Linked DNA regions of Homo sapiens: regions 2, 3 and 4 are each linked to region 1. The links are chromatin contacts, found by Hi-C or POLR2A ChIA-PET in ENCODE. All regions are on one chromosome and are shown on one strand. The core of a region is the stretch at or near the end of the contact, and the rest is flanking DNA. Distances in the headings are between cores, read along the strand shown.

What was found. Hi-C counts contacts between places; a loop is a spot of excess contacts on that map. ChIA-PET counts read pairs that join two places held with the same protein, here RNA polymerase II (POLR2A). Pooled maps may share reads with other maps.
Region 2: a loop to region 1 is called in a map of naive thymus-derived CD4-positive, alpha-beta T cell, with 10 times the contacts of the local background. The contact joins the promoter of PRPF40B here to the promoter of TUBA1A in region 1. A Hi-C loop is called at or near these places in 1 of 168 maps with a recorded cell type or tissue (naive thymus-derived CD4-positive, alpha-beta T cell) and 10 of 50 pooled maps. POLR2A ChIA-PET finds 5 or more read pairs at or near these places in 2 of 52 experiments (CD8-positive, alpha-beta memory T cell and activated T-cell).
Region 3: a map of naive thymus-derived CD4-positive, alpha-beta T cell shows a loop between it and region 1 (20-fold over the local background). The contact joins the promoter of KCNH3 here to the promoter of TUBA1A in region 1. A Hi-C loop is called at or near these places in 1 of 168 maps with a recorded cell type or tissue (naive thymus-derived CD4-positive, alpha-beta T cell) and 6 of 50 pooled maps. POLR2A ChIA-PET finds 5 or more read pairs at or near these places in 2 of 52 experiments (CD8-positive, alpha-beta memory T cell and naive thymus-derived CD8-positive, alpha-beta T cell).
Region 4: a pooled map shows a loop between it and region 1 (3-fold over the local background). The contact joins the promoter of FKBP11 here to the promoter of TUBA1A in region 1. A Hi-C loop is called at or near these places in 4 of 50 pooled maps. POLR2A ChIA-PET finds 5 or more read pairs at or near these places in 5 of 52 experiments (CD4-positive, alpha-beta T cell, GM12878, OCI-LY7 and 2 more).

What each region holds. Positions count from the first base shown.
Region 1 is chr12:49,187,105-49,194,270 of GRCh38, forward strand. It overlaps TUBA1A (tubulin alpha 1a), which reads right to left and starts at 1,976. Exons shown (of 4, transcript NM_006009.4): 1 at 1,873-1,976. The coding sequence starts at 1,875. RefSeq lists enhancers at 1,655-2,246, 1,745-1,864.
Region 2 is chr12:49,620,524-49,627,689 of GRCh38, forward strand. PRPF40B (pre-mRNA processing factor 40B) reads left to right here and starts at 3,038. Exons shown (of 26, transcript NM_001031698.3): 1 at 3,038-3,070. The coding sequence starts at 3,068. It also overlaps a transcript of FAM186B not described here. RefSeq lists silencers at 1,844-1,893, 2,754-3,253 and an enhancer at 2,084-2,173.
Region 3 is chr12:49,534,535-49,541,700 of GRCh38, forward strand. KCNH3 (potassium voltage-gated channel subfamily H member 3) reads left to right here and starts at 4,496. Exons shown (of 15, transcript NM_012284.3): 1 at 4,496-4,958; 2 at 6,365-6,598; 3 at 7,096-7,166. The coding sequence starts at 4,883. RefSeq lists silencers at 3,457-3,576, 4,307-4,486 and enhancers at 3,804-4,615, 4,616-5,425, 6,070-6,119.
Region 4 is chr12:48,920,890-48,928,055 of GRCh38, forward strand. FKBP11 (FKBP prolyl isomerase 11) reads right to left here and starts at 4,603. Exons shown (of 6, transcript NM_016594.3): 1 at 4,411-4,603; 2 at 4,157-4,222; 3 at 3,672-3,759; 4 at 3,334-3,367; 5 at 2,893-2,963; 6 at 1,074-1,312. The coding sequence starts at 4,539. The coding sequence ends at 1,095. It overlaps DRC2 (dynein regulatory complex subunit 2), which reads left to right. Exons shown (of 8, transcript NM_033124.5): 7 at 41-193; 8 at 279-687. The coding sequence ends at 554. RefSeq lists enhancers at 3,549-3,608, 4,869-4,968.

The sequences.
Region 1 (7,166 bases), core at 726-3,225:
TATTTAAAAAGTATTCAGTATTCAAAGCACAAATTTTGTAAAATGAAGTAAATCCAATTATGACTTAATTGGGATTAATTTTACTGCTTTCTTCCCTTTTAAATAAAGATGAAAGTTTCCTCTGAATAGGACTTGATATTATAATCCGGACATCTGTACTGCAGCTGAGGCAAGAAGCCACACCCTTCTGCAGTCTGTCTGCAGAATCCATCAATACTAGGAGTTTAGACAAGGTCTGCCTTCTGCATTGCTGCATTGCTGTATTTGCTGTGCCTGGTGCTAGCCTGTACTGTCTGCTACATTATTTAACAGAGCAAGCTCTATTTCCAGCAGCTGCCTACATGATCTCATTGTGCTGTTTTGCCAGTTTTCCTCCTCTGACCCCGCCCGGGACCATGTGCCTGAATTGAAATGAATTAATTAAGATGCACTGGAACAAAAGACAACGGGATGCGGAGTATAATTCTTCTTTGTCTGTAGCAATTTCATTACTTTTTTTTTTAAAAAAAAAGGTTTTTCCAGATCTTCTCCACTGTAAAAGCTGAAAAATTATCCGTATCTTAACACACACACACACAAAAGTTCCTAAGTTAGAAACAAGCATCACATGAAAAGGTACCAAAGAATAAAAGCCCAGTGGAAGGATAATGAAATATTTATTTAAAACAACAAAATAGTATTTTCATCCTGAGATTCTCTACCCATCACATAATATTCATATTCTTTGCATCCAATAGAGGTTTTCTTCTCTGTGGTCTTTAGGGCTACCACTTTCATTGTCTATTCGCTGATGTGGTGGGGGCGGGGCGGGGGGGCGGCGGGGAAGGGCGTTTCCCTGGGTCCTGACCATCAGGGTACCCTGGGGCTCACAAAGTGGGCTTTCTCCCTCGCTGAACGTGCAGTCCAGACAGACAGACAGACACACACACACACACACACACACTTCAGTCGGTCAGGGCAGGGCGTCCCACAGACACACACACACACACACACACACACACACACACACTTCAGTCGGTCAGGGCAGGGCGTCCCCAGACCAGACATTAAAGAGCTTGTGAAGTGAATTATGATTTTGCTCAAGAAAAAAAAAAGTCATCTAACTTATAATAGTGAAGAAAACCCTTTTGGAGCCTACAGTTCCGCAATGATGAAAGGTTTTTTTGTTTTTTTTTCAGTCAGCTCCTGACAGAAGAGGTTCAGTGAGGGCGAACCCCGCCCAGTGGCTCCAACGCCATAGAAGCCAGAAACAAACAACCCCGCCCCTGCGCCGCCCTGACACCCGCTGCCGGGGGCTCCGGCAGAAACTCACCATGTTTTCCCGGGAATGTGTGGGTATCTTTCCAAAACGCCAAAGACCGCGGAGGGTCTTCCCACGCTAACCCTAGGCTGCGCTTTGTTCCCGTTCCCCCTCCCACGTCCCCCAGCTCGCCCAACGCCCCCGCTCTTTTTGGGTGCCTCCTCCTCTCCCGGTCCCCAGAGAACAACGCGAGACAGAAAGTGGCCCCTCAGCATCAGCGAAACCGTGCGCACAGACACGGGGCCCAGCCGGGACGCCCCAGACCCCTCGGTCGCGGCAGACGGGCTGCCCGCGGCCCCCGAAAGTCTCTCGGATAACACAGGCGCCTAGGCGCCGCCTTTGTTCCTCCCCAGCGCTCTGCTGCGCCCTGGGCGCAGTACTGGCCCGGTTCCTGCACCCGCACTGCGGCGGCGGCGGGGCTTGAGGATTTGGGGCTAAGCTAAACCTCACAAAACATACCACCACCCTCGCCCAGAGAGCTTACGAAAGAAAAGAGCTTAAAGGTTTTCCAAGTAGAGCCTGGGGGCGCTGACTCCACCCAACGGCCACAAAGAGCCGAAGCCGATTCTCACCATGGTTGCTGCTTCGCGACTGCCGAGCTGATGGCGGAGACGAAGAGGAGAGGTTGTTGCTTCTTACAGCGCGACTCTTAGGCGGTCGATGTAAGAGAACCTGCGGCACATAGGCGGATGCGGCTCCCTATATACAACTCGGTCACCATGGGGATGGGCCGGGGCCTTTTCCTGTTGGTCCAGACCCCCAATCTGCCCAGAGAAGCCATGACAGGAGACTGGTGATTGGTGCAAGCGACGTGGGATGAGGTAATCTCTCCCCCACCCCTTTTTCTCTAGCATCCGTAGACTGTTTGCATCCTTTAGACAAAGAGACCGTGCAGAAGCAGTCGGCCGAGCATCCATTATGGGGCGGGGTTGGGGAGGGGCGGAAGGAGAAGAAAGGGGACTGGGGTTAGAAGACTTTCTGTTGCTTAAACCTCAAACTGCAGTTAAAATTATCTATGTGAGGTTTTTTCCCCCTACCCTTAATAACAATTTATGTTTAGATTAAATATTTAAAGGAAAATGACTGCCAGCCCCTCCCTCGTAGTATATTAAACTCGACTACATTTTGTTAGGGTTCAACATCTCTAATTGCTTTAAACGTAAAGTGGGAGGGAAAATCGGCATGATGCTCGAAATGGCCTGGGTATATGTGATTTTTTTAATTTAAAAAAAGATTTAGCCATACGGTCATTCCAAATGGTTTCTCAGGTTCAACTAACTTATTTTCAGAGCTTCTTCTGCAGGCACACGCACACCCGAATAGCTAAACAAAACTGGAAGATGGAAAGAATAACCATATTAAATAAAGAAGCGAACAAATAGTTCTAACATGGCAATAATCAAGAGCAAGTGAACGTAGAGTAGTTATAATGGTTTACTAGAGGTATTCTTTTATGAGAAGTCTATGTAACACATTTTGTATGGTACATTGTCCTTTGGAATGAATCATCTTTCCTGATAGAAAATTGGGAAAATACAAGGAGAAATAATTGAGCTCAGAAGTTAGTACTACATGTGTGCAGTTACATATCTGAATTGGACTTTTGTCTGGAAAGTAACAAGCAAAATAATAGTAATAACCAATACACCAAATTAAAAAGAAGAAGAGAATAATATAATGTAAAAAGAATTTTGCAATGTCGCCTCCATCCACAGACAACTGTGAAACATCAGCTCAATAAACGCATTTCCTTTTTATGTAGTTCTTATGTCAATTTGGTAAATATCCTCCTGCGAGTGGGCTTCTAACTGTGGGAATTTTAGCCGGCCTCACACCCTTGCTGTTCAGCTAGAGACTCTGGTGGTTGCTCAGTTGTCCCTTGGGACAAAAAGGCTTTGCTTTCACCCCTAGGAAATAAATTGGAGTAAAATTATCTTGATATTTAGGAAGCCTCCATTCTCAGCAACGATCCGGAGTAAGTCACTGGACTTCGTACCACTGGATGTTGGTGATGAAATTTCAGAGGTAAATAAGTTTGGCCACTAAAGTTGAAAATTTATTTTTTACAAATAATTTTTCCTTTTGGTTTTCAGAGACAAATTTTCAGGGTCTGCAGCACTACTCACACAGTGCTCTGCGGAACCCATTCATTCCTGCTAGGCTGGCAGGCTAAGAAGGGCGTGGGAGGGAGGGACTTGAGAATACAGCTGCTGCAGGTTGTGGTGTGACAATGGCGACCACAGATTTTTCTAGCCTGCCATCCACAGTTCTGCTTTACTTGATCAATTTTGCTTCAGTAATATTCTCTGGAAAAAAAATAATATCCAAAATGCAAAAATCATTTTATCTACTTATTGTATATTTCCTAGGAAAAAATAATCCTCAACATCATCTTATCTCCACTTCTTTAGCAAAAAAAAAAAAAAAGTATATTTCAGAAGAGACAGGAGGATTAGGTATTTGAATGCTTCTTTCAGAACCCAGAAATATATTTAACAAAAATAAGAATTAAATGGCATAAGGAAGCATAAGGATTAATAAGTAGCTCATTCAAAATACTTTCACAATTTTAATAATAAAATATATCAGACACTATTGGACTATAGTAACATGTACAAGTCTTTTTGGAATGAGAAGCAGAGTTTGAACATTATTTTCTTTACAATATAAAAAGATTAATTAAGAAATATGTCACTTATCCAATAGTCTCAGTTCTTTATGCAATTTCCAAAGGATTAAATAAAAGAGAGGAGGGTTCACGTGGTTGATTCTTTGAAATTCTATCTCAGAGCCATTCTGTTCCTTATGTAAATGAGGGTTATTCCCTCCGCTTGGGCATATGTAACAAGATCTAGGTCAGAAATAGACTATTTAGGCACTGATAATCTCAAATATATAAACAAGAGATCGGGGAAATAACTAATCTATAATTTTTGTTCTTTATTATCTGATTTAATAGCACTCAAACTGTGGAAAGGAAAACAATACTTTTTTTACTAGTTCATCTCTTATTTTTATTGCCATTTAAAAAAATTTGACATCAATATACATGTACAAGTATTCTGCTAATGGATTCATTCTTGTACACAGTAAGATTAGCATAAAACATTCTTCTTTCATAATATTTGTAGAATTTTAATCATTTATTCACATGTCTACATTTCTCCTCCATTAAAATGTAAGTCCTAATTCCTGTCAAAGTGCCTAACTACAGTAGACGTTATACACTACATGTTTGCTCAATTAAATGAACAGCTCTCTGTGCAGTTTCTTTCTCTTTCTTTCTTTCTTCCTTTCTTTCTTTCTTTCTCTCTCTCTCTCTCTCTCTCTCTCTTTCTTTCTTTCTCTCTTTCTTTCTTTCTTTTTTTTGAGATGGAGTCTCATTCGGTTGCCCAGGCTGGAGTCAGTGACATGATCTCAGCTCACTGCAACCTCCGCTTCCCGAGTTCAAGCGATTCTCCTGCCTCAACCTCCCGAGTAGCTGGGATTACAGGTGCTGGCCACCACACCCAGCTAATTTTTGTGTTTTTAGTAGAGACGGGGTTTCGCCATGTTGGCCAGTCTGGTCTTGAACTCCTGACTTCAGGTGATCCACCTGCCTCAGCCTCCTAAAGTGCTAGGATTACAGGCATGATCCATGGTGCCCGGCCTGTGCAGATTTTCATTACCTATTATCATGCTTAGTAATGTAAAGATATTGGCCAGAGCGGTGGCTTACTCCTGTAATCCCAGCACTTTGGGAGGCCAAGGTGGTGGGCCACCTGAGGTTAGGAGTTTGAGACCAGCCTGGACAACATGGTGAAACCCTGTCTCTATCAAAAACATAAAAATTAGCCCTTGCGCAGTGGCTCATGCCTTTAATCCCAGCACTTTGGGAGGCCGAGGCAGGGGATTATTTGAGTTCAGGAGTTCGAGACCAGCCTAGCCAACATGGCGAAACCCCACCTCTACTAAAACAAAACAAAACACCAGCCAGGTGTGGTGGCTTGTGCCTGTAATCCCAGTTATTGTAGAGATTGAGGCATAAGAATCGCTTGAACTCGGGAGGCGGAGGTTGTAGTGAGCTGAGATCATACCACTGCACTCCAGCCTGAGCAACAGAGTGAGACTCTGTCTTAAAAAAAGATATTTAATAAAGTATTTTACCATTTATAATCAGCAAGCATTTACTGAGTAAGCCCAAGACCATCCTAGGTGGTGAAGAATTCAGAGGTAATAGCATGGTCTCTTTTCTCTAGAATCTTCCAATTTATTGGAATAATTGAGACACGTACATTCCTATAGGTTTGAGAATGACATGTACGTGTGTATGTTTGGAGAGGGGCCATGCAATTGATCCCAATAGAGGGGATCTATTTCATGACTCCGTGTATCATAACTTACGAGGGAAACGAGTTGTTGAACACTTTTTTTTTTACATCTTCACCTCCTATTCATCCTTAAATCCATTTCAAACTGGATTCTGCTCCTATCACTCCTTTAAAGTGCCTCCTTGTTTGTTTTTTGTTTGTTTGTTTGTTTTTGAGATGGAGTCTCACTCCAGTTCAGTGGCGCGATATCGGCTTACTGCAGCCTCTGCCTCCTGGGTTCAAATGATTCTCCTGCCTCAGCCTCTCAAGTAGCGGGGATTATAGGTGCCCACGACCACGCCCAGCTAATTTTTGTATTTTTAGTAGAGACGGGGTTACCTCATGTTGGCCAGGCTGGTCTCAAACTCCTGGCCTCAAGTGGCCAACTTGCCTCAGCCTCCCAAAGTGCTGAGATTACAGACGTGAGCCACCGTGCCTGGTCTATCTTAGTTGTTAAATCCACTGGACACATTTTAGCTCTTGTTGACCTGTGACAGGCTTTGTCACAGTTGACTATTATCTCCTTCAAGACACTTTCTTCCCTTAGCCTCAAAAACTCTACATTTTCTGGGTTTCTCTCCTACATTTTTGTTTCTGGTCAGTCTCTGCTGGTTCCTCCTCCTTTCCCTAATCTTCAAACGTTGGAATTCCTCAAGCTTCAGTCCTAGACCTTTTCCTCATTTTATTCTATGTGGTCTTAGACCTTTTTGGTGGATGGCAAGTGCATTCATTCCCAAGGCTTCAAATCCTTCCTATATGCCGATGACTTCTTTTATTTATTTATTTACTTTTAATTTTTTTTTAGAGACTGAGTCTCGCTATATTGCCTAGGCTGGTCTCAAACTCCTGGCCTCACGTGATCCTCCTACCTCAGCCTCCCCAGTAGCTGGGATTACAGGTGGGAGCCACTGTGCCTGGTGCTGATGAATTCCTTTTTCTTTTTTTTTTTTCCAAGACGGAGTTTCGCTCTTGTCACCCAGGCTGGAGTGCAATAGCATGATCTTGGCTCACTGCCACCTCTGCCTCCCAGGTTCAAGCGATTCTCCTGCCTCAACCTCTTGAGTAGCTGGGATTACAGGCGCCACCACCACACCCAGCTAATTTTTCTATTTTTAGTAGAGACTGGGCTTCATCATGCTGGCCAGGCTGGTCTTGAACTCCTGACTTCAGGTGATCCACCTGCCTCTGCCTCCCAAAGTGCTGGGATTGCAGGCGTAAGCCACCTCGCCCAGCCTGATGACTTCCTGATACCTCTTCTTAGCCTCAGATCATATAGTCAATTTCCAGTCTCTGGCTTGTTTTCTCAGGTATCTCAAATTGAACTAATGTTTGTTTGTTTGTTTGTTTGTTTGTTTGTTTTGAGACAGAGTCTTGCTCTGTCACCCAGGCTGGAGTGCAATGGCACTATCTTGGCTCACTGCAACCTCTGCCTCCTGGGTTCAAGCAATTCTCCTGCCTCAGCCTCCCGAGTAGCTGGGATTACAGGCACACGCTGCCATGCCTGGCTAATTTTTTGT
Region 2 (7,166 bases), core at 1,788-4,287, 430 kb after region 1:
AAGTGCATGGAATATAACTTGTAAAACCTCCCACAGCTGAAAGTATATATGTGTATGTGTTTAAATCAAATCTAGGAAGCTTACAATAGAGCTGCATAGTAGTAGCATTTATTAAAGAATCATAACTGTAAACATGAGAATAACTTATGAATTCTAGTTTAGTTCTTTTGTAATTGTAGATATCTGTATTTGCTGCTGTAATATAAGGATAATTTTTAAATGTCATCTTGAAACAGAAACATGTATTTCAAGCACTCATGGAAGGTAACTGAAGAACACTTTTTAAATGGAGAAAATGTTATTTTCTCCGTAAGAATTGTAAACGTTAAACATATTACCTATAATGGAATTAATGATTTATAAGCAAGCTGGTTTGAACAGACATTATACACATGCTTTTCTATACTACAGAATGCCATTACACTTGTGAAATTCTCTTGTCTAACCTGAATTTACATTCCATGGTGATAACATGGTATATGTATTGTTATAAAAATAAGTGACCATGTCAAAAAAATAAAAAAAGAAAAGAAAAGCATAGAATATGGCAAATAAAAATCCCACAGAAGAGTGAGGCAGCCAGGCAAAGTGACTCACGCCTGTAATCCCAACACTTTGCCAGGTCGAGGCAGGCAGATCACTTGAGCTCAGGAGTTCAAGTCCAGCCTGGCCAGCATGGTGAAACCCCATCTCTACTAAAAATACAAAAATTCGCCGGGTGTGGTGGCGCATGCCTGGAGTCCCAGATACTTGGGAGGCTGAGGCAGGAGGATAGCTTGAACCCGGGTGGTAGAGGTTCAGTGAGCCACTGCACTCCAGCCTGGGCAACAAGAGCGAGACTCTGTCTCAAAACAAAACAACAACAACAAAAGAATGAGGCAAAGAACATGCCCAGGAGAATGAGAAAAGAGATGCCAGGTTGCCAGATGTGCAGCAAGGTGAGGGGATGAACAGTCAGATTGGAGAAGGTCAGCAGTCTCCAGCAGTGATGTCTTCAAGAAGATGAAATGGAGAGAATTCTCTGCTATATCTAGATATTCTGAGAGGAAATTTAAGCAACTGGGGGAAGAATTTGAGGTAGAGTTTGTGAGAAATACATAGAAAATAAATGATTTTAAAAAACAAGATTATTAATTCCAGGAAAAATAAAAGTTTGTGCAGGAAAAAACAGAAGGTCTCCCTGGGGAGGACAGACCCAAGGAGGAAGCTGGGCAGGGAATTCCAGGGTCCTAGGTATTCAGAATATGGTCTAATCCTGGGCAAGTGTGCTTTGCATGGGCAAATCCCCTTGGACCCCTTGCCCTGTGGGGAGGGCTGCAGCTGGGGGAAGGCCGGAGATGTGAAGGTAAATGCCAGAAGAAACAGCTAAAAGAGGTGAAAACGTTGCCTCCAGAGAGGGGAAGACGATGGGGGCAGGGCTCTGCTGTTTGTCTTAACAAATCTGGTACAATTATTCGATTCTATATGTGTGTACATGTTCTAAGAAATATTTCATTAAAGAAAAGAAAAGCATTTAAAAAATAAAAATGCAATTCATGAAAGTTCACGGAACCTCTGGACCACTTCTGCTATACTTAGAGATCTCAATAATAGTTTGAAAATCGCCCCAGCTGCGCTGGCATCGCGGCAGCCCCCGGGGGAAGGTGGGAGCGGTGGAGAGGCCGCCGGTGGTCCGTCCTCCTCCCCCCGCCCGCCCCCTCCATTCCCCTCTCCTGCCGCGGCGGCGGCTGCGGGCCGCGCGCCAGTCTCCTCACCCCACCTCCCCCAAAAGTTTGAAAACCACAGGACCCAGCGTGGGCAGTACAGGGAGACGTCGTCTCCAAAAAGTTACAAAATTAGCCGGGCGTTGTGGCACACGCCTGTAGTCCCAGCTACTCGGAGGCTGAGGGAGAAGGACCGGTTGAGACCAGGAGGCTGAGGCTGCAGTGAACCCTGATTGTGCCACTGCACTCCAGCCTGGGTGACAGATCAATACGCTGCCTCAAATAAGAAAAGAAAACCGCAGAGCTGGGCCTTCATTTGAGACCATGTGGGTATCATTTTGATTAAACCACAAAGCATTTTCTCTCTACAGCAGCCCACAAGGGTGAATCCCACTTCCTTTTCCTCCCAGGTGTCACCTCTAACTCTTCGTGTCAGGAGTTTTTCTACCTCTCCGGAGTTCTTTGGCTCTCAGGAACCTAGCACGGCATCACGCGAGTCCCGGCTCAGGTGAGGGGGGAATAAAGGGAACAGGAAGCGCCTTTTGCGGGGCTTTGCAGGCTGGCGGTCAGCGCCTTTCTGCACCCGTGTGCCTGGGGCCTGTCACTCTCCAGCCCCAAGGCCTTCAGCGCATTCCCCGCAGAGCTCCAGGTTACAGTTTCCTCAGCCGCACAGCAAGCATGTACCTCACATTTTTAACTTCTGTCAAAGAGTGGGCCCTGCTCTCATGAGTTCAGCGCTCAGTGGGAGCCAGGTCCCAAAAGTGAACTTCAGGGTCACGCGAGAAGCACGTGTACGCCCCACAAGGGCGTGATTTCGGGGATTTGTCTTTTTTTTTTTTTTTTTCCAAGCTGCTGTGTGCTCAGTCCCTGAGACAGACCCTGCCACCTCACAGGTGCTCAACAAATAGTTCTGGAGTTAACTAACTTAAAAGTACTGTAAAAGAGCTACACAGCAAATTAAATTCGCTGTGCAGCGCAAAGGCACCCTACACACTGCGTGAACGCTTCGGCTCCTGGAGCGCCGGCGACTGCGAAGCCAGGACGCAGGCAGCGGGGAGAGGCAGAGGCGCCGGCCCCCGACCGTCAGTCAGAGGCGGGAGCAGGCGTGCCCCGCCCCCCGGGGGGCGGACCCGGGACGCGGCGGCGCGGGGGCGGGGCCTGGTTCTCCGTGCCGGGGGGGCGGGGCCGGGACCGAACACACCGGGCCGGTTGGGGCCCCGCTCGCCGGCGGGAGCCACCGGAGCCCCGGCCACGAAGGGGTGCGACCCCCCGCCGGCCCCGCCCTCCCGGCTGCGGCCTGGCCAATCAGAGCGGCTCTTACTGGCGGGTGGGCTGAGCCGGCCCAGCTGCTCGGAGGCTCTGGCATGGTAACATCCCCGCGCGGGGGTGGAGGGGCTCGGGGCGGTCCCACAGCGCCCCCTGCGGCCCGGGCCGTGGCCGATGGGGCGGGGAGGCCGCTGGGGATAGCTGGGACCCCGGGGAGGGCGAGGGAGGCCAAGGGTGAGGGAAGAGAGCCCGGGAGGGGGGATGGGGGCGGGGACTGGGGGCGAAGGGGCGGGGGAGGCCATGATGGAGCCTGGCCGGGGGCGAAAGGTGCGAGAGTGGCGGGACTGGGTGAAGAGTGGGATTGGGAGAGGTGGGGGTGGGTTCGCGGAGAAAGATCGGGAAAGAAGAGAGAGGGCGGAGATGAGGGGACTGAGGGGACCAGGGGACAGGTGGGGACCAGTTTCCCCTCCTGGGATATTTGGTGTGCGACATGCCCTTCCCCCAGCCCCAGCGCCCGTTCCCTTTGGAAGCCTGGGTGCTCCTCAGACCACTTGGGGACTCCCTGCTTCACCTTCCTGCATTTGCAAGAGCTTGTCTCCTGAGGTGGAGAGGGGGCCTCTGAAGAAAGGGGCTCCCAGCCCAGGCCATCAACAAACTAACGACTCTGTGTGACCTTGGGCAAGTCACTACCTTTCTTTGGGCCTCAGATTTCCCATCAATTTTTTTAAAAAGGAAATGCATGAAAATTAAATCCCAGATCTCTTCCAGGGTCTAAATGAATAGGTTTTTGAGGAGGAAGTTTAGGAGAATGGGTTTGGTAGGGAAGCAAAGGAAAGGATGAAGATGGAGGCGAGGCCTTGGGCTGGGGCTGGAGAAATCCCCACGGGTGCGGGGGGATGGTAGACAGAAAGCCTGCCGGGCTGGGGCTGGCTAGCCTTATCCTGTTGGAGGGATGGAAGAACTCTAAGGAGAGGAGGAGGTTGAAACCTAACTCCACAATGATGGAGACCAAAAGTAACATTCGCTTCTTCAGAGGGAGAGTGATGAGATGGCAGGATCAGAAAGAAGCAACAGGGGCCGGGCGCGGTGGCTCATGCCTGTAATCCCAGCACTTTGGGAGGCCGAGGCGGGCGAATCACCTGAGGTCAGGAGTTGGAGACCAGCCTGACCAACATGGAGAAACCCTGTCTTTACTAAAAATACAAAATTAGGCGTGGTGGCCCATGCCTGTAATCCCAGCTACTCTGGAGGCTGAGGCAGAAGAATCACTTGAACCCGGGAGGCAGAGGTTGTGGTGAGCTGAGATCGCGCCATTGCACTCCAGTCTGGGCAACAAGAGCGAAGCTCTGTCTCAAAAAAAAAAAAAAAAAGCAACAGGAAGATACTTTCTAGTAAGGCAGATCTTTGGGGAGCAAGAGGAAGAGTAGGGCTGGTCCAGGAAAGTTGGAAACTAGGATGGTCTTTGAAACGGAAGGGCAGGTGCTGTTTGGGGCAGCTGAAGAAGGGCCGCAGGTAGATCACAGGGTAACCAGCTGGTCTCTCAGCCTTTTTTTTGATGATGGCTACCACTTTCTGAGAGATGTGCCTCCCAGCCTTCATCTTCAGGAAGTGGGAATGAGTCAGACCAAGCAGACCTTGGGAACACCTGGCTCGCTGAGGATTTCTGGATTGTGTAAGGATTGGGGTTAAAAAAGAAAAAAGGAAATGTATCTGAATGTAAGCAGTATCATCTGTGGCGCCATCATCCTTGCTGGGAGGCAGCTTTGTGAACTGGTTGAAAGCACAGGCTTTGGAGTCAGACTGCTTGGATTCCAAACCTGCCTCTCCCATTTAATGTCTTGGAACCTTGGTCAGGTTACTTAATCTCTGAACCTCAGTTTCTTTATCTGTAAAATGGGAATAATAACCTCTGAGATGGTTGCCAGGATTAAATGAGTGTTTGACACAGTATCTGGCTCATAATAAGTGCTCAGTAAATATTAGCTATTAGCTGTTATCATTCCCTCTTTCTGTTTTTTTTCCTACTGCCTCTCCATTCTTGTCCTTTTCTCCTTTTATTCTTCTGAGTGCTAAGTTCTGAGATGCCCCTTAGATGTGAAGTCCCAGAAGTATTGATTGCATCTTTGGTGGTGGGAAAGGGGTGGCCCCTCACTGGCCCAGGTGAACATATGATGATCAGATGATCAAGTGTCTCTTCATCATCTCTCAGCCCACAAATGTGTTTTTGTTCCAGGGAAGACACAGGATCTGCTTCTCTTTCAGCAACCATTTCTATATCCTTCCCTGTCACTAGTTAATGTCTTCATATTCTCACCCAGAAATAAAATAAGACCCAAAGTTTTATGGCACTGCAGCAGGTAGGAGAGGGACGGGGTGTTTCAGGAAAGCAGGGACACAACACGGGAAGCTCAGCGAAGGAAGGGCTTTGGAAGTTCTGTAGTAGTTTATGTTTATTCCATTGTTCTGTCCTCTGTGGGGAACTGTCCAGAATAGGCCAGTGTCTGAATCCTGGCCAGAGGTCTTCATCCCAAGTTGAAGATGACTGTATACAGTTAGCTTTATTAGGTTTTCTCATGCCAACATTTCAATCCAATTTCCTTTTTCCAAGCCACAAAGACTTCTGCCAAGCTACCTCTCTCTGTCACAGCCTGTATGTCAGAGAATTTATACAGATGTACATATGCACACGTGTATACACTGTTTTCAAAGTGCATTTTAGGATATTCCAGTATGCAAAAATCTAATAAGGTTAGAGATGAGACTGCATTTTATCACAGCACTTTGTGTGCAGGGCCCTGACTAAACACTTGGGGGAGGTATAAAAGGAGAAAACTCAATCCCTGAATGTAGGGAAATCCCCACATGAGTGGGAGACAAGCAGTCCCACATGAAACACCCAGCAAACATTCACAGAGTAGCATGTCACTCTGCAAAGTAGTGCATCATTTATCCTGAAGGGACACAGGTAGGAGTGTGTGTATGTGTGTGGGATAGTCATAAGGGTAACCTGAAGGAGGTGAATATTGGATCATCTTGAACAAAGCATGAGACTGTAGAATAAAAGAAATGTGTTTCACTTGAGGGTAATCTAACAATTCTGTGCAAAGAGAGGAGGAGGGAAGCCATTGAGTCAGGATGAGCAAAGAAGAGTGTGGGGCGGCCTTCGTTGCAAGGCTTTGACTGTTAGATGAAAGATTTTGTAGGGTAGGCAATCGGGAACCGGTAAGTTCTCAATAAAACGTTGAATCATTGGTGATTTAACCACTTAGGTTGCAGGGGATATACTAGATTGCAAACAGACCTGTTTCATGTGGTAGGAGCTTTGCTTTTAAGGGAGGAGGGCTAGAGGGCAGATTGGATCCAGTCCCAGTTCTGTCCCTAACCAGTGGTGGCTCCTTGGACAGATTATTCCCTGAAAAAGGGGGATACCTTGGGTGACTGCCAGAGTCTCCTCCAGTTCTGACATTCTATGTTCCCTGAATAACTACTAGACCTAACTTACCAGTGGCCCCCTACTGTTTTGTAGGACTTGCCAAGACCATTTAGTCATTCAGTTAACACATACTTATTAGCACCTAGTTTGTACCCATAGATGGTGGTAAGGAAAACACAATGGGAACTGGATATGAGGTGAGCAAAAACAGATGAAGTCCCTGCCCTTCAGTGTTTTCAGTCTAGTAGGGGCCACGGATATTATATTTCATTAATTCTGAGACTCATATTTGAACATTTGTCAAGTCAGGATGCATCTTCAAATTGACAGGATATTATAATTTAATTGGCAGCATTTGTTTTTTATTCATGCCAAATAGAAAAATAATATAATCAGGATTATACAAATAACTATAAAATTCTAATGGATAATTGCCGAAGGAGAAGGTACATGGTGTTGTACAAGTATATAAAAGCGGGCTCTGACTAGTTCAGGGAGTTGGGAAAAGCTTTCGTGAAGAAATGATTGGTAGATGTGAAGTGTAGTAGGCAAGGTGTGTGGGGTTGGCAGGGCCAACCCAGTTTTCTCAGGCAAAGGTGGATGCCTGAGGTGGGAGAGCTGAGAGAAGGTGAGTAGGGCTGGAACTGAGACCCAGGAGCTCAGCATGGGGGAGATTGGCAAGGTAGCTGGGTAGCAGACCCCCTCATAGTACTGGGTAGGGGGTTTACTATTTACCCTAAGAGCAGTGGGAAGCCATTGAAGAG
Region 3 (7,166 bases), core at 3,246-5,745, 350 kb after region 1:
TTGGCCAGGCTGGCCTTGAACACCTGATCTCAAGTGATCCGCCCACCTCGGCCTCCCAAAGTGTTGGGATTATAGGCGTGAACCACTGTGCCCGGCCAGGCCAGGGCTTTTTAAAAATAACAGCTGGCTAAGGTTCATTTCACAAATCAAAAGACCCGATGCTCTGCAAGATAAAGTACCTCTGCACACCCTGGGTCTCCCAGCTGGCCAGTGGCAGAGCTAGATTGGAACCCCAACTAGTCTGACTTGAAAGCCCAAGATTTTCCCACCATACAACACACCTTAGAAGCAGAGCCTGGCCTTGCTGGCTGAGAGCCAGGCTCAGGCCTGGGGACCTCCAGAGAGGAAGGTGGAGAGAGTGGGAAGAGACGGGGAGAGGGGAGGGGCCCCTGGGCTCTGTTCCTCGACAGCCGCCTATTCCCACTCCCTGAGCACAGTGTCTGACTCCGCCTGCGCTTTGTGGTTGCGGGGTAGGGGGACTTTTTCCATCCTTTGTGTCTTGAGCGGTTTTTTCCTTGCTTTGCGCTTCCCTACTGTCTCTCCATATTCCTTTTTGTAGCTAATACTCCCACAGGCCTCCCACGGCAGCTCCAAAATGCAGCCTCCCGAGTTTCTTGTTGACAGAGGCTTTGAGCATCTCTGAACAGGGATCCTCCTCAACATTCCCCTCCCTGTGACTCCCCACCACGGCCAAATGCGTCAAGAGCTGGCGGAAGGGGAGAGGAAAAGGAGTTACAGTGAGGAGGACTATGGTGCCCATCTCCCAGGGCCCTGCTCAATTTTCAACTCCCCAATGCCCGTCTTACTCTCTCCTAAATGTGGGTCCCTGCCCTTTGTGCATGTGGGTTGGGGGCTGGAGGAAAGATGGAAGGAAAAGATAGGGAATTAAAAGAATAAAAGAGGACCAAGCAAGGTGGCTCATGCCTGTAATCCCAGCATTTTGGGAGGCCGAGGCAGGTGGATCACCTGAGGTCAGGAGTTCAAGACCAGCCTGGCAACCCAGGTGAAACCTCGTCTCTACTAAAAATACAAAAACTAGCTGGGCATGGTGGCAGGCACCTGTAATCACAGCTACTCGGGAGGCTGAGGCAGGAGAATCATTTGAACCCAGGATGCAGATGTTGCAGTGAGCCGAGATCATGCCATTGCACTCCAGCCTGGGTGACAGAGCAAGACTCCGTTCAAAAAAAAGGAATAAAAGAAAAAACATAAAAATTAAAAAAGAATAGAAAAAAAAGATAGGGAATTGTGACTAAGAGCTGGGGGAATCCATACAAACAAAAGCCAGGTCTGGCAGGAAGATCTGAGGGACTGGGTAAAGGTGAAGAGAGAGGATAGTGGGCTGAGATCCTGTGCCTGATCACGCTCATCTAAAACAGGCCACATAAAGGAAAGGGTCAGTGGCGGTACCCCCTCCCAGTACGCATTCACATGAGTTCTTTGAGGGGCAATGGGGGAAGGGGTTTAAAGGCCCAAACAGGCCTTTGACTTTTCACTCTGCAATAAGAATGGTAATAACATTCCATAAATATTAGTGTATTTTCTTCTCCTGGAAGTGGGAACCAGGGCAGCAAAGGGTGACATGGGCATTGTGCCTGGAGCTGCTGGAGGAGGCAGTGCACCTCAGACTAGGGACTTGACCTCGCTGCCCCAAGTTTTTCATCCGTGAATTGGCAGTTATAGCTAATAACTAGCTCATAGCGTTATTATGAAGATTAATGGGACGATCCAAGTAAAGCACTTTGCACAGTGCCTGGCACAAAGTTAATGCTCAATAAGTGTAAGCTGCTGTAATCCTCAGGGGCACCCCACACATTCCATCTCACCCTGATCACCCTAACCCAAGGTGTCTGGTTTGGCTTAATGCCCAAAACCAGCCCCAGCAGGTGAGCTGGAAGCCTGAAAGTCTAAACACTTAGGCCTTACAGGGATAAGTGTAAGGCCACCCAGACATGCTACACAAGCCCAGATGACCAGTCCTCTGAGTGCCCACACAGTTAGGCTAGAGAGAGGTAGACCCAACGACCTAGGGCTGGGAGACTGTCAGGGTTCTAACCCTGGCTGTGTCATTTATCAACTCTGTTACCTTGAGCAAGTCTCTCTCTCCCTCCTCCTCCCCCTCCTCCTCTTCTCCCTCTCCCTCCCCTCCTCCTCCTCCTCCACCTCTTCTTCTTCTTAACTTCTTCCTTCTTCTTCCTTCCTCCTTTCTCCTTCCTCCTTTCTCTCTTCTCCTTCTTCTCCTTCTCCTCCTTCTTCTTCTTTCTTCTTTCTTCTTCTTCCTCTCTCCCTCTCTCTCAGCTCTGGTTCCTCCTTTGTGAAATGGAGCATAAGGAGCCCCCACCCTGGCTGTTTCACAGGGCTCCTAGGAGACTCAAAATCAGACAACAAACATTTACATGTTGCAGGTGTCACACACTGTTCTAGATCCTCTACACATACTCACTCATTGAATCCTCATTACGACCCTCTGATGTTATTATTAGCATCCGCATTTTACAGATGAGAGAACTGAGTCAGAGAAGGGTTAATAACTTGCCTTTAAAAATCACACAGACAGGCCAGGTGTGGTGGCTCTCGCCTGTAATCCCAGCACTTTGAGAGGCTGAGGCGGGCAGATCACCTGAAGTCAAGAGTTCGAGATGAGCCTGGCCAACATGGTGAAACCCAATCTCTACTAAAAATACAAACATTAGCGGGGCGTGGTGGCGCATGCCTGTGGTCCCAACTACTTGGGAGGCTGAGGCAGGATAATTGCTTGAACTTGGTCGGCATAGGTTGCAGTGAGCAGAGATAGCTCCAATGCACTCCAGCCTGGGCGACAGAGGGAGACTCCGTCACAAAAAAAAAAAAAAAAAAAAAAAAATTCACACAGACCAAAATTAAAAAAAAAATTTAATCACAGGGACAGCAAGTGGCAGACCTGGTTCCCAAGTGGGTGGGTGATTTCAATTGTGGCCTTATCCTGTCTCAAAGTGAACTGACTCCTAAAATGTCCTTCTTTTTAGTAGACAGCTGGACCGCCGCCTGGAGAGGAAGCCTTGAACGGCTGGGGGAGGGGATTACTTTACAGCCAGGATCCAGCCAAGGCTGGGGATGAGATGGGAGTAGGATCTCCCGACTCCTTAGGGTCACTCCTCAGGGTCACTCCTCGTCCTGGGGACCAGATTCCAGGCTTCACAGGACCGGAGAAGGAGGAGCGCGTCCTCCCTTCCCAAAGCGCCAGCTCATTTAGATACAGGTGCCTGGGGCTTTGGCTCTCGTCGCTGATGAGGGGTAGCATCTTTCTGATGCTGGTGACTGTGAGTGCGTCTCGAGGGATGGGGGTGCTGAGCCTACCGCTTCGCTCGTTAGGGAACAAATTGCTGTTTTGGCCCCGGCGGCTCCTCTGGGCGCGGGCGGCAGCCGCGCTCGCTGGCAAATCGTGGGAGGGAGGAGGAGCGGCGCTGGCAGGCAAGTCCGGGGGACCGTCGCAGCGCGGGAGGCCAAGAAAAGACGGCCGCCCCGGGCCCGGCTCCGCCCCGCCGGGAAGGGGCTCCCTGCAGCCGCCCCAGGGCAGCACCCCGCGCGGCGCCGCGCGGAGCTCTCCAGGACGAGCTGCGTGAGGCGCGGGGCTCGGCCTTCCTCGCTCTCCTGGTGCCAGGACCCGCACGCACAAGGTTCGGAAGTTTTTTCGCAGTGTCTGACCCCTGCCGGTCCCCTGTATTTACCACCTGACCCTCTAGCGCGCTTAGGAGAGGCAAGAGGTGACAAATGCCAGAGGGAAATGGAGGGGCAGGACAAGGGGTCTGGCGCTCCCCTCCCCACCACACACCCTTTCCGCCCACGGGGTCACACGGAGGACGTCTGACCCTTACTCCTAGGGCTACCCACCCTCTGGTTTCCAGGCAGCTCCTGCTTGCGGAGACACCTCATAGGAGCAGCTGGATCCATTTTCCAGAGCGTCAAGTTGAGGATGAGAAAGTCTCGAGGGCCGGGCAGCTGTGCGCGCAGAACCCCCGCCCCATCTGCTTTTAGATTTCCCGGGTGCGGCTGGAGCCCCTCTAGAGCGCCGGCCTCCGCTGGCCGCAGGGCCTTCACCTGCGCCTGTCGCCCTGTCCCCTTGCCCACTGCATTTTCCTCGGGGAGAGCATCTTCCACAGCATGCGTCCCCTGCCCCCCACGCCCCGAGCCCCCCTCCCATTCCGCCGGGGGAGGAGAGGCTGCTAGGAGGCTCTCGGAGAGCCCCCGGGCTGCAGAGAAAGACGCCTCCCCTCTGCGGCTGAGGCCGAGTGAGCCAAAGGGGGCCGGCCGCTCGCCAGTGGTTCTCCGAGGTACGGGCGGGGAGGCCCGCGGGGTGGGATCAGGGCGGCCGCCACCTCCCCGCCCCCGCCGAGGTCCCGAAGGGAGGGGAGCCCTCCGCGGGAGGCCTGTCCCTTTAAGGAGGCGGCCCTGGCTGGGTGTGCCCCGTCTCCATGGTTACCCCGGTGCAGGCGGCGGGCGCGGGAGGGAGGGAGGGAGGCTGCAGCTTCTCCCCGACAGACGGAGGGAGCTGCCGAGAGCCGGCGCCGAGCGAAGCCGAGCGGAAGCCCACCCGCAGCCGACACGCGAGCCGCTGCCGCGGCGGGAGGTGCTGAGAGCGCGGCGGCCGCGGGGCCTGGAGCCCGGGATTTGTGGGCGGCGAGGGCGCGAGGGGCCGCGCGCCATGCTCCGGGCCCCGACGGCGCGGACGCCCCCTCGCGCGCCAGCGTCCGGCGCGACCCCGGATCCCGGTCTGCGCATTGCCCCCCGACGGCTGCGCTAGGGAGCGCGGGGCCCGGCGGGGGGCGGCCGAGCTGGGCGCCCTCCCCCGGCGCGGAGTCCCCGCACCCCGGAGGGATGGGGCGGGCAGCCGCGGGCGCCTAAGATGCCGGCCATGCGGGGCCTCCTGGCGCCGCAGAACACCTTCCTGGACACCATCGCTACGCGCTTCGACGGCACGCGTGAGTCCGACCCTCGCCCACTTGCACCCGGGCCGCCGGACCCTCGCCAGGGCTCCCGCCTTCCCCGAACCCCCAGCAGCCCAGCTTGGCGCCAGCCTATTCTCACCCTCTCCTCCCTACCCGCCCCTCTTGAGGCTGGGGCCATCGTCTCCTGCTAGGCGCTGTTTCCCCGAAGGTTCGAAGGTTCGGGGTCAACACTGCTTCAGGCGAGGCAACAGGGCCAGAAGTCCCTGGGTGTGGGTCCTGGGATGCTCTCTGTTAGCCGGGTCTCGAACCCGAACCTAGTCAGTCTGACCCATCCCACCCCTGCGTCTGGCGCTGTCGCAGCAACTACCCTCGGACTGGTGGGGTAAGGCGAGGCGGGTGAACAGTGCTCAGGGACAGCTGAGAGGGCTCAAAACACAGATTTAGAAAAGAGATTTGCAAACGGAGATAAGAGTAGGCGGCACTCGGGAGAGCACCGTGTGTCCAAGCCCCGTGTCTCATAGCCTGAACCCCCTAGACTTGGGGAGGCCATCTAGCCCCAAGAAGATGGTTTGGGGACTCCCATCAGGACTGGGGAAGTTTGGAGAAGGCGCCCCGAGCTCTGGATCCCCGGTTCTGGGGGCTCTGAGCACAGGGGAAGTGATGAAAGCCCCTCCCTCCTCCTCTCCCTCACATCCCCCGTGGGGCTTCCCAGCTCTCTGCCTAGGTCCTCCTTGGTCTCCGGTTCCTGATAGGGGGTGGGAGCCCAGCCCTGCGCTCTCCCCACTCCGGGCTCCTCCATCTGCTTTGCCAGTGTGCTTGGCTCCTGCAGCCTGCTGATTCAGTGCCCCCCACTCCCCAATACATTCCTGGCTCCTGGCTCCCGTGCTCAGTCACCATTCTTACACCCCCATTCTTGATCACATTCACTAATTCCTGAGCCAGGTCAGGCAGCTAGGGCTAAAACACAGACAGCAGGATGTATGGTGGTCTGGGGTTGCCTCCAGTCTAGGTGTGTCTCAGTGGGAGAAGCCAGACAGCCAACCTGGGTACCTGGCTAGTGGGTGAGCCTGGCAGAAGTAGAGGTGGGGCTGAGGCTGGCCCAGAGCTGGCAGGGCAGTCCTCATTAGGGATTCCCCAATCCCAGCCCTTACCCCACATTGCTCAGGACACCCTCCAGAAGGCACAGTGCCCGCACAGCGCTTCATTCACCGACCTCAGTTCACATGTGCTGATCCTTGAATGTACTCACACCTGCTGCAGGGCACTGACAAACAGGTGACACACACTGATTGCTATTCATAAACAGCCCTGCCTTAACACACGCAGGATTCCTGGGGTTTGGAAAACCCACTCTTTGGTTGCAGGCATTTGAGAAAGGAGGGGTGGTAGGCCTCCTGCCCCTTCACCCCACGCCTCCTCTGAGAAGTGCTCTCTTGCAGACAGTAACTTCGTGCTGGGCAACGCCCAGGTGGCGGGGCTCTTCCCCGTGGTCTACTGCTCTGATGGCTTCTGTGACCTCACGGGCTTCTCCCGGGCTGAGGTCATGCAGCGGGGCTGTGCCTGCTCCTTCCTTTATGGGCCAGACACCAGTGAGCTCGTCCGCCAACAGATCCGCAAGGCCCTGGACGAGCACAAGGAGTTCAAGGCTGAGCTGATCCTGTACCGGAAGAGCGGTGAGGGGCCACCTGGCCAGCCTGCCTCACCTTTGCAGTCTCACCCAGCCTGGCACCAGCCCCATCCACTGTCCCTCCTCCTTTCTGTTGCCATCTTCTCCATCTCCCCATGTCATCCCATCTTCCCATCCCCCCATCCAACCCCTCTTGCTCCATCCCACCTCTTGCCCCGGCTCCCCATCTCTACCTGCCTCACCCTAGCCTCAGCCTGCATTCAGTTCCAACCTCGGGTTTCCCGCATCCAACAGAAAAACATCCGCATTTCGGCAGGGCAGATCTACCACACGACAGGTCTGACCGTCATGTTTGCTCTCCCTTGCTTCCTTCCCCCAATTCCATCAAGCCCTGCCTTCAGTGAAACTGGACTGCCAGCCCTTCCCCCAGGAAACCGCTAGATCCTGCCTGTGTCTTGCCCGGGATGTCAGTGGAGCCAGGGCCTCTGTCACCTCAGGCAGTGCTGAGAATAGGAGGTGGGCTGAGTTTGTTTTTGTGCCCAGGGCTCCCGTTCTGGTGTCTCCTGGATGTGATACCCATAAAGAATGAGAAAGGGGAGGTGGCTCTCTTCCTA
Region 4 (7,166 bases), core at 3,353-5,852, 260 kb before region 1:
CTCCCTTTCCTAATATAAACTCTCTTCCCGCTTCAAATAGGGTGAAAAGATCCTTAAACTTGCTGAAATATGTAGGAAATTTGAAACCGAAGAAGAAAAAGTGCTGCCTTTTTATTCATCAGTATTGACTCCTAAGGAGCAGGAGGGGATTCAGAAGAATAATCTAGAAGAGCTTACTGAGGAGCTCACCAAGGTAAAGCCCGGGGGATGGTGGGGCATTGGGCAGCATTTGCTAATGGGTCTCGCTGCACACCTTCTCCCTGTAACTCCACTCCCAGGTGATGGTGGACTACATAGGAATGGAGAATTTCTGGAAAAGGTACAACAAAGTGAAACTGGAGCAACTGAGCCTCCAACATAGACGAGCCCAGCTGCTAGATATCAATGGGAAGCTGCGGGAGATGCTGAAGCAGTACTTGGATGGCATCTCAGTGAGTGACGAAGTGCTGAGCCAGCTCAACCCACTCTTTATAGTCAACTATCAAAGCAACTTACTCCAGCCCTTGTCCATACGTATAGCCCATCCAGGTGATAAACAACATCCAACCACTTAAAATATAATTGAAGCAGCCCAGATGATCTTCCACAACCTGTGATCTAAGGAAAAAAATCTTTCAACTCCTAGAGATTTTTTTTTTTTTTTGAGAAATGTAGGGATGTTGCTATTAAAAATTTCCATGGAGTTTATGAGCTCTTTATATCTTTTCCATATTGGACAGAGCAGTTCTCTTTGAGGACACTAGGAACACTGTGGTCCCAGGGAACAGAGAGAACAGCTAGGCAACTACCAGGAGGCTCACTGCTCAATTAAGCATCCCTCCTCAGAATCAGGGCACCATGAGAGCCAAAACCCATACCTTAAGGACCTAGAGATCCTATGGGAAGACTCAAGACCAGGTCCTTAAAGTCAGTTAGGACAGCAAGAGGAGGCCAGGGGAAGAGGTGATCCAGGGCCTACAACCACCCCCATGCCAGGCAAGATGCAATTCACAATGCTTTTTTCCTCAGCCCTTTACCTCATTCCCACTTTCAAAGGCAGTCTCAGAAAATATCAGATGAAGAATGCAAATAAGTTTTTTAAAATTTATTATTTATTATTTCTTTTTGCTCTTGTTTCGTTTCTCTTCCTTGAGCTTCTTTTTGGAGACTTTGGGTCTATTGGCCTTTCTGTATAGGTGATACCCAATGAGGCCCAGGAGGGCTGGCACCATGGCCATCCCTACCAGAGGCAAAATGCCCTTCACCAGCTTTAGCCAGTAGTTGGCTCGGATTAGTGCAATCAGCTCCACGTCATACTGCACCACTGCATCCGCTGGAGAGGCAGAGGGGTGGAGAGGGTTAGACTCTCTGCATTTTATCCAGGGCTCAGAATCTGAATGAAAATAGGGAGCGTAGGCCACAGCAAAGCCAACAACTATGAAGCTGACAAGATTTAAATGTGGGCTTGAATTCCTTTAGACAAGAGTAGAGGAGGATTTACGAGCAGAGTCCAGTGATAATCATGTTGACCCCAACTACACATGTGGCTTGGGTCCAGTGACAAGTCTTTGAATGCAGGAAAACTTTCTGTGAATATGAAATGTACAGGCTCTTCTCCATTTGTAAGTGGGAGAACCCTCTATACTAACTACTAATTTATCGTATTTCCAAATAACCACACGGATAGAGTCTTTGCAGGGCTGAAATTAAATGGATTTAAACTAGACTTTAAAAAATCAACCAACCAATGAGCACATTCAACGTGATTATGAGATAACAGGAGTTTCAACATAAGAGCTGAAGAGGAAGAAGGATGAGGATGCTGCTTAAGAAGTAAAGGGGCAGGTGGAACAGAAATGAGTGGGCAGAAGAGGTACAAATAAGCAGCACTGGGAATGGGGAGGTAATAGGGCTTTGGGTAAAAGTTTCTCCTTGGTCCCCCTACCCTCCTTCCAGGCCTTCCTCTAAGCTGGAACTAGGATAAGAATTAACGAGCCCAGCCAGGCGCGGTGGCTCATGCCTGTAATCCCCGCACTTTGGGAAGCCAAGGCAGGCGGATCACCTGAGGTTGGGAGTTTGAGACCAGCCTGGCCAACATGGAGAAGCCCCATCTCTACTAAAAGTATAAAATTAGCCGGTCGTGGTGGCGCATGCCTGTAATCCCAGCTACTCGGGAGGCTGAGACAGGAGAATTGCTTGAACCCGGGTGGCGGAGGTTGTGGTGAGTGAAGATTGCACTATTGCACTCCAGCCTGGGCAACAAGAGTGAAACTCCATCTCAAAAAAAAAAAAAGAATTACGAGCCCAATACTCTGTGGAGTACAACACATTTTAGCTAATAGAACATTTGTTAGAACTGAAAGCAAAAGATATGCATCTTGGGAAATCTGTCCATCTCAACCCTTCAAAAATAGACATCGGCAGTGACCAATGATGGCTTTTAAAGTTATGGGGCAGACTTGGCTTTAACAGTTGCTTTTTGTTTTGTTTTGAATCACTTGACTGTGATTATTTTTACTGTCTCTTCCCTGATGGAGGCTGAAAGGAAGGGGTGGGGGGTGGCTGTACAGCTGACACAGCGTAGAGTTGTAGAAAAGGGCAGGAAAGAAGTCCAGTGTTCTGGGAAAGGTGGTGGCACAGGCAGCAGACCCATGTGGCCCAAGCAGGTCTCTTCCCTAACAAGTTACTGGCTGCTGGAGGTCATGCCAGGTGGCCTCATCAGGTTGTCTTTAGTCCCTGTTGGTGATATGAGGAGGAAAAAGGTGGCCCTGTAGATGGAGGCCCCAGCCACTCCTATCTGTCTAAACAAACTTGGTCTGGATCTTCTCAAGCATCAAACAAAGTATATAGCTCCTTATAGCTCTTAGGGACTGGGTATTTTGATGGCCTGAGAGAGAGTCCTAGTCAGATTACCTGGGACAGATGGTGGAAATCCCCGTTTTCCATAGGCCAAGTGAGAAGGAATGATTGCCCTTCGCTTCTCTCTGAGGGAAGGAATGTCAGTCACAGCCAGAGGCAGGAGAGGTAGGCCAGCAGCCTCAGTCCAGCTGAAGCTCCTTCAGCAAAACCCCCTGAATCTTCACACCCAAAACACGAATTTTTCCACCTGAACACCAAACAGGCTGGCCAGCAAAGGTGTCCATCTCCCCATGTGCCTCAACTCCCCCGACAAAAGCAACAGCGCAAGAGGCACAGAGGCTTTGAATGCCCTCAGAGGTCCCACTGACCTGGACCTGTCCAGTGGGAAGCAGGGTCCTTTATTCCACATTCTCCTGCTTAAGGAGTGAGGATGGCCGAGAAAGCCTCTACCCATGCAAAGGGGGTACCCAGGCCCACCCCTGCCGAGATACTCACCCCACACACATGTCGAGAAGACTCTGCTCCAGACCTTGAAGAAGAAGACACAACTGAACTGGAAGCTATCCACCTTCCCCAAATCCCATGACATGAAGATCAAAGTCTTCCTCCTCCATCCTCAATTGACCTTTCCCTCACTTCTTAAATCTCTGGCTTCCAATAGGATATGGGACAAGTGGAGTACTAGAAGTGAGGTTTGAACCTCAGGAGGTAACTCGTAGAGCCCTAGGGTCTTACTCATTTCAGGGGGGATTTCCAGGGCAGCTTTGGAGCCGAAGAGGCTAAGAAAGGGCTTAGGTTGGGAAGAGGTGGAATGGGAGGCACAGGTCACATACCTGGAATCACCTGCTTTTGGCCAAGTTCTATAACCAGAGGGTCTCTGGTCAGGGAGGTGTCAATAATACGTCCATCTACCAAGCTTCCCTGGGGGGAGAGAGCATCAAGAGCATACATCTAGCACCCTCTCCCTCCCAGCAGGCGCGCAACACACACCTGGACCGCTGGGCGGCGGCAGCCCCCTTAGTGCGGCAGCCTAGCGTTCCCCTTACCGCTGTAAGGAACAGGAAGCCCCAGAAGGCTGGCGCTTCTCGGAGATCTCTCCACCCTGCACTTCTCCGTGCCAGGTAGGAACTGGCAGAAAAGCAAGGAGGGAAAAGAGGCACGGAAGAGCAACGTCTCTCCCCTCGCCACGTGCTCGACGACCCCAGAGCCCCGAGTTTCTTCTCCCGAACCGCTTGCCACGTGTCCAAGCCAAAGCTGACGTGTTTCAGCAGGGCGCCGCCCCCTCCCAGGCCCCGCCCCGGCCCCCCAGACCCCTCACCGTGTAGTGTATGTGAAGCGTGTCTCCAAAAGCAGCGGGCTCGGCACATGGTTCTGGGGGCTCCACCTACGATCGGACTACAGGGGTCACGGATGCTCTTCCAAAGATCCCGTTCTCGCCCCTAGACCCGGCACCACCCCCAACTCAGTTCCCGCACTTCCTCTCCTCCCGGCTCCCAGGTTCGCTGAGACCCCAGTATTACCACCCAACAAGGCTCGGCCCACGGGGGCTGAGGGTCGGGACTATCTCCTCACCAGGGTCTCCACTTGGAGGGTCCGGACGGGACTTTCGGTTTCGAGCCCAGCCTCAGCCCGGCACACCGCCGCACTGAGCAGCAGCAGCAGCAGCAGATGGAGCGGGAGGAGTGAGGGGCGCAGGGTCATGACTGGGCGCGGGGCAGGGAGCCGGGGCACCAGGACAGGCTGTTCGGGTGGCGGCAGCCAGGACAGCGTTCCCGCGGCGCCCAGGCCAGACTGGACGGGACGGGGCGGGTCGCGATGCTAGAGCTCCTCCTCCTGCAGCCCTTCCTCCACCTTGTCCCCACCTCCGAAAGGGAGGAGGCCGAGGGGCGCCCTCTGTACCCTCCAAGATCCGGAGGGCGCAGGTTCTGACGCATCCGTTAGACGTTCTGTCCTATAACGTGGGTCGGGCCAAACAATAGCACCCATTTACGATTACCTACTGTGTGTCAGGAGCTAGTCTCTAATCCTCAAAACCACCCTGAAAGGTCGGCATGATTGTTTCCATTTTACAGATAAGGCACAGGGTGCTCAGGATGTGCCCAAGGTCATCAGGCTAGGTGGTGACAGAGACAGGATTCAAACCCAGGACTGCCTGAGTCCAACGTGGTTGCTGTCTGTTCTTCCAAGTCGTCTCCTTGTGGCTATCCTGGCAGTGTCTGGCTGGCAGACCCCACCCAGGCAGTTCTCATTCCTCTCCGACCTCCAGCTACTTCAGCTTGAATTTCTGGAGGTTATAGATCCAAGTATCCGAAATAAGGCAGGGGGCTGTCCTATCCCTGTCCTTTGAAAAGCTAGCTGAAAAGAGCAAGGAGCTGTTATCCTGTAAGAACAGGGTAAATCCCTGATCTTTTCCTCTGGTGCTACTATTTCCTTTCTCCTTTCATCAACAAACTTCTCAAAGGGCAGCACACGTAATCCATTTATGTAAAGACTTCACTTTTTTTTTTTTTTTTTTTTTTGAGATGGAGTCTCGCTCTGTGGCCCAGGCTGGAGTGCAGTGGTGCCATCTCCACTCACTGCAACCTCCGCCTCCCAGGTTCAAGCGATTCTCCTGCCTCAGCCTCCCAAGTAGCTGGGATTACACCCGCCACCACGCCCGGCTAATTTTTGTATTTTTAGTAGATAAGGGGTTTCACCATGTTGGCCAGGCTGGTCTCAAACTCCTGATGTCAGGTGATCCGCCTGCCTCGGTCTCTCAAAGTGCTAGGATTACAGGCGTGAGCCACCAGATTTCTTTTTTTTTTTTTTTTTTTGAGGGGGAGGAGTTTTGCTCCTGTTGCCCAGGCTGGAGTGCAATGGCGCGATCTTGGCTCACCGCAACCTCTGCTCCCGAGTAGCTGGGACTACAGGCATGCGCCACCATGCCCAGCTGATTTTGAATTTTTAGTAAAGACAGGGTTTCTCCATGTCTGTCAGGCTGGTCTCGAATTCCCAACCTCAAGTGATCCACCCACCTCGGCCTTCCAAAGTGCTGGGATTACAGGTATGAGCCACCACGCCCAGCCCACTTTTTAAAAGTTTTTGTTGTTGTTGTTTGTTGAGACGGAGTTTCACTCTTGTCGCCCAGGCTGGAGTGCAATGGCACGATCTTGGCTCACTGCAACCTCCACCTCCCGGGTTCAAGCGATTCTTTTCTCTCAGCCTCCCGAGTAGCTGGGATTATAGGCACCCACCACCACGCCTGGCTAATTTTTGTATTTTTAGTAGAGATGGGGTTTCGCCATGTTGGCCAGACTGCTCTCAAACTGCTGACCTCGTGATCCGCCAGCCTCAGCATCCCGAAGTGCTGGGATTACAGGCGTGAGCCAATGCGCCCAGCCAACAGTCTTAACTGTACTCATTCTTCCAATCCACCTGCAACAACCTAGACTTCCTCCCTATCTCCTGTTTCTGTTAGTGGCTCTGCTACCAGCATTCGTTCTTCTCTCATCTCCCACATCCAACGGGTCTACTCTGGATTCTCCTTCCAAAGTCTCTCCAGCTCTTCCCTTCCATTCCCATAGCTACAACCCTCCCACCTCAGGATAAGAAGCCTTCATTATCTCTCATTTGTATTGTTTAAAAAAAAAAAGTCCCCTCAGCAGGAGGGAATTTCTAGGGGTGATGAAATGCTCTATATTTTCAGAAGGATGTGGGTTACATGGGTGTATGCATTTGTCAGAACTTATCAAACTGTATACTTACAATCTGTGCATTTCACTGTTTGCGAATTACGTATCAAGATATTTTTTAAGTTAAACAAAAAAACCACAAAACTCCAAGTCTCCCTTAAAGCTGGATATGGCCAGTTGACTAAGTTCTGGCCAAGAGAACATAAACAGAAGTGTTGGAAGTATTGTCCTGGACTTCCAAGAAGGCCCTTTAAAGAGTTAACTAGAAAGCGTCCTTCTGTGCTGCTCTCTCTCCCCCTAATCATCTTTCCTTCCTTCTGTCTGCTATCTGGAATGCAGATGAGATGAATTAAGCTCTAGAAGCCATATTAGACCATGAGATGACCATGAGGATGGAAGCTGCACGCTAGGATGGTGAAGCAAAAAGAAGCATAAGTCCTTGTTAATTGCAGAGCCACCATGCCAGCTCTGGATTGCCTACCACCAGACACTTTTATTTTTCAGTTCTATCTGAAGCCCCATTCTTTGTGGGGGAAAAAAAAAAGACTAGTCAAGTGCAGTAGTGAGAAGGGGGAAAGAGTAGTTCAATCTGTAACTGGCCGTGAACAATTGAGATGCCTATCTTCAGACCAGCTGCCAGATACCTTTTTTTTTTTT